Regions from separate parts of the Homo sapiens genome. Here region 2 is linked to region 1. Evidence: chromatin loops called from intact Hi-C (ENCODE). Cell type or tissue: ovary. All regions are shown on one strand.

Region 1 (2,500 bases):
CCTGCTGAACACAAAACCTTTTCATTTCCAAGAAACAACATTTTCATAATTGCATTAGCTCAACCACATTTTCAGAAAAATAACATGGACTCAAATGTATATGTGATGAATGGATTTGCCTTATGAAAATTTCAAGTCGCTTCAAGGTTTTGGTTCTGCATTTCCCACATTCGCATTATAATGATAGCACCATAAAATTTGATATAAATTGCTAGAATCATAAGAAATATTTTCAAAACCCCTTCTTAAAGAAGAGGTGATCATATAATGAATCATGCAAATCAGCAAACAGAACATCAGGAAAAAGGTATAAGCTGGGACCACAAATATAAATGAGGATGTCCAGTTGCCACATTGGGATATAGTATCCATCCCTCTCAATAAAGTCCAAGGGAAATAGGAGGAGAGATTTGTAAAGATCCTGTTGACATCAGATGCTGTGAATGTTCTTTGCTAACCATGACTTACTAAACCCGAACATTGAACCTTTTTGGTGACAACAGTTCATGGTAAAAGAAGTTAAAAACATTTAAATAATATTTTCACTGTGTCTGTTAGTTTGAAGAAATAGTCAGGGTAGGTGGTTGGGGGAAAGAATGAGAAAAAATAAATGTCTTTCCTTTGGGCGAAAGCCAAGGACAACCTCAAAGAAGATATTCTTCAGAGATGAAAAATCAGAGGAATGACTCTAGGAACGCGACTGAAACCCTGGGTGACATGTGACATATGGGGTGAAAGGTTTTTAACACAAGAGGCATACTAAACTTTTGGGGGTGGGCTCTGAGGCTGGGCCCTTTTTTAGGGTTCTTTGTTTTTCATTTTTGTGTGTGGGCTCTCCGTGCTTTGAAGTTCCAGCCAGCAACAAAGAGAAAAACTTGCTCTGGTGTTTTTAGTTTGGCTGAGAGCTGCGATTTAGCTAAGGCTTCCCCCATATATGGACTGTAGGCTGATGCTGCAGGGTTGGCCGAGCCTGTCATAACCCTCTCAGTGTGTCTCTGAAATGGACACGGGCTTGGGATCTTGTAAGGGAACTTGTGAAGCCATCATTACTGTACAGCTACAAAATTCATGAACACAGCTAGAAAGAATAGCCTGTTGCTATTTATCCAAAGAGGTTAAAAAACATCCAGCACACTGCCTATTAAAACGTAAAAGCAGCCGTGAGTTCTTTCATTTTGACTCCAATTCCCTGGCACTGGCTTCATGATCCTGTAGGGACCTTCTCGTTAGGACTTGTTGCTTCCACTTTCAATGTTATTAGTGGCAAAGCGTTAGGCCAACAGTTATGCCCTGTTCTTTTGTTCTTGTAGGAAACATCTGTTCTTTTGTCAGAGAGCACATGCCAAAAACTATGCGATTATAAGCAGCGAGCTCTTCAGGGAGCAGTCAAGTCATCACACACCCTGGAGCACAGACCTTGAAAACTTCCTGCACTCCCGCCTGGGTCCTGGCAGCCTCCTGGAGCTAGAGAATTGCTAAGCTAGTCACAGTGAGGTCCCCAGCCTAGGCCCCCAAGCACCCAGGCTGGAGGGAGGGAGGAAGGCAAGTGGGGAGGCATGGAATGAGGCAGAGAGTGGAAGTTAATTATCGATGAAGCTACATAAAAACATCTTTACATGCTCACTTGGCTAGAGTGTGGGGGCCACCCACATGGATCTGAACCCTCCACACCAGTGCTCACACTGTATCACACACACGGCTCATGCTAACGGGAGAAGGAGCAGAGACTATGCACACTGGGAGGCATGCAGAAAATGATGAAGGAAGCTCTCAGAAGTCCCTGCGGTTCTAACTTACCAGTTCTCTCAAAGGTGCAATGCTTATGGCTCACCCTTGCTTTCAAGGATCCACAAGCAGACTTGGGAGTCACGATGCCTGGGTCTGAATCTGGCCTTCACCCATTCTAGAGCTCTGACACTAAAGCGTTACAAGTTCATTGAGCCTCAGTTTCTTTATCTGTAAAATGATAGCAATAATGGTATCTGTCATATACCTGAGCTAATGTGTAAAATATCAGCATAGCAAAATAAGTTAAATCAATAATCTAAGTTTCTATCTTGAAAGGCTAAAAAAGAACAATAAATTAAACCCCCAAAAAGCAAAAGCAAAGAACAATAAAAATTAGAGTAAAAATAAAGTAGAAAACAAAAAAATAGAGAAAAGGTTGATTCATTAAAAACATTAATAAAGTTGACAAACTCCTAGATAGACTTTAAAAAAGAAAGAGAAAACACAAATTACTAAATTCAGGAATTAAAAAGGAGATATAACTAAAATATTTTCAGACATTAGAAAGTTAAAAAGCAAATATCATAAACAACATTATGTTAACACATTTGGTAAATGAAATGAATGATCTCCTTAGAAATACGATGAAAATCATAGAAGTCTAATATTTAAGTAGCCTTATAACCGTTAAAGAAATGAAATTCACAATCAAAATCTTTGCACAAAGAAAATTTCAGGCCCAACTGGTTTAATGCTAAATTCTTTCAAATAT
Region 2 (2,500 bases), 410 kb after region 1:
GTTTCTTCCTCTATGAAATGGGTGTGCTAATCATGAATTTCCTATCCCACAGCATGATACAACTACCGTTTTATTTTTTTACTGATACATAATATTTGTACATATTTATGGGGTACATGTGATATTTTCTTGCATGCACAGAACGCACAAGGATCAAGTCAGGGTATTTAGGATATCTACCGCCTCAAGCATTTATCGTTTCTATGTATTAGGAACATTTCAAATCCTTTCTTCTAGCTACTTTGAAATACGCAATACATTATTGTTAACTGTAGTCACTTTACTCGGCTATCAAATATTAAGAATGTATTCTTTCTATCAAACTGTATGTTTGTACCCATTGACCAATCTATCTTCATCCTCCCACCAACCACACACCCTTCCCAGACTCTGGAATCTATCACTCTACTCACCACCCCCATGAGAACAGCTTTTTTAGCCTCCACATATGAGTGAGAACATGTGATATTTGTTTTCTGTGTCTGGCTTAACATAATGACCTTAACATAATGACCTTCACTTAATGTAATGACCTCCAAGTCCATCCATGTTGCTACAAATGACATTCTTTTATTCTTTTTTGAGGACAAATAGTATTCTATTGTGTCTATATATACATTTTCTTTACCCATTCATCTGTTGCTGGTTATGTAGGTAGATTCCATATCTTGGCTCTTATGAATAGTGCTGCAATAAACATGGGGGTGCAGGTGTCCCTCTGATATACCAGGTTCCTTTCCTTTGGATTAAAACTCAGTAGTGTGACTGCTGGATTGTATGGTAGTTCTATTTTTAGTTTTCTGAGAAATCTCCATACTGTTTTCCATGGTGGCTGTACTAATTTACATTCCCACCAATATCATCTTGAACACCCTCCTAACTACCTTTTAAAATGAATACCAAACCACAGAAAGTTCACTGAGGGCATTTTTTCACTCACACCTTAGATTGCAAGAGCTTGGAATTCAGAAATGCTCACCTTTCAGAACTATAACTTCTAGACTCCCTAAAACTAAATATCAGCAAACAAAACCTGAAAATCAATTTTTAAAGAATGTCACTTGAGAGTAACCTGGACAAAATCTGAGAAACCTCTGTTCAAAGGTATCAGAGAACCACCAAGACAGAAAAGACTTGAAATGCCAAGATCCTTCTAGAGAAAGGAAGTCACTGGCGTCACTCTTTCCCTGTAGGCACTTCTATTTAAAAGTAACAGCAGAGAGGCTAAGAAGCTGAGCAAAGATTTCAGGCATCTCACAGAGCTGAGGAGGCAAAGATTGGAATATAGCACTCACCAAGAAAGAGAGTCCTACTAAACATCTGATGCTTTTAGTTGGGACCCCTCAAAAGTTACTCCTAGGAAAATATATGCCTTTCTATATAGGAGTATATGGAGATATATAAACCCCTAGAAATACTGGAGATGAACTTGAATCAACTCAACATCTGATTAAAGTGATCAATTCCTATACTTACTACCTACCAAAAGCAAAAATAAATTTTGAGAGGAAAATAAAATAATCTCAATAATTTTATACAAATTGAAACTTAATCAAAATAATAATTTGATCAAAAGTAACTAGGCAAAGCCAGGCATGGTGGCATGCATTGGTAGTCCCAGCTACTGGGGAGGCTAAGGCAGGAGGATCACTTATGCCTAGGAGTTAAAAACCAGCCTGCAAAACATAGCCAAAAAACTATCTTTAAACAAATAAATAGGCAAATTGATAAAAAGACAAGAGTGTGCCAAAAAGCAAAAGAAACAAAAAGAAATAGAAGACACAAGAGATCAAGATATAGTATTAGAATTATATGACATAGATGTGAAAAAAACATGTTCAAGAAAATAAATGATAAACATATTCAAGAAAATAAATGAGAATATGGTCAATTTCAGTTGAGAACTATAAATTACTTAAAAAGAATAAAAGGAAATTTTTGGACAGAAAAAAATTAATCACAATTAAGAACTCAATGTGTTTAATAGCAGATTCAAAATGATAAAGGAGAGATTTAGTCAAATGGAAGGTAGTTAATAAGAAAATATATAAACTGAAGGACAGAAAACCAAAAGAATGCAAAGTACAAAATAGAGTATAAGATATATGGAACAGCCAGAAAATGTGTCATATTTGCACTTGGAGTCTCAGAAAGAGAAGAATGAGATAATCAGGTGAGAGATGAATTTGTATCATGCAAACTTGGCCAAGCTGGTATTACTTTTGTTAGACTTTTCTTCCCTGAATAGCATGGATTCATGTGGGTTACAAGAGATGTTTTGTGCTAGCTTCAGAAAACAGAAGTGAGGTAGCAGTCATACTCCCTTCCACTCAGAAGGTCATAGCAAAGCACAGGGCGCTATTGCCACTCACATACCTCATCATTTACCTGTGGACTGAAATCCTGTCAGATTTCCCCCTTCCAGTAGAGGAGATGGAGCAAGATGGCTGAACAGAACCCTCCAGCAATCATCCCCTGGCCAAAACACAAAATTGAACAA

What was found. Hi-C counts contacts between places; a loop is a spot of excess contacts. Peaks named below come from ENCODE experiments on the same cell type or tissue, not always from the same donor. Only the 100,000 strongest peaks of a DNase experiment are listed, where the experiment ranks them.
Region 2: it touches region 1 in a loop (3-fold over the local background); 4 of 110 quality-filtered maps call a loop at or near these places.

What each region holds. Positions count from the first base shown.
Region 1 is chr6:156,166,539-156,169,038 of GRCh38, forward strand. It overlaps LOC101928923 (a long non-coding RNA gene), which reads right to left. Exons shown (of 9, transcript XR_001744423.2): 4 at 1,798-1,956. Among named protein-coding and RNA genes, the nearest start is that of SNORD28B, 210 kb to the right of the region's middle. In ovary, no CTCF peak of the experiment used is centred here; DNase peaks (open chromatin) are centred at 953 and 1,481; H3K4me3 peaks cover 886 bases; H3K27ac peaks cover 1,754 bases.
Region 2 is chr6:156,573,517-156,576,016 of GRCh38, forward strand. No RefSeq gene overlaps it. Among named protein-coding and RNA genes, the nearest start is that of SNORD28B, 200 kb to the left of the region's middle. In ovary, no CTCF peak of the experiment used is centred here; no DNase peak of the experiment used is centred here.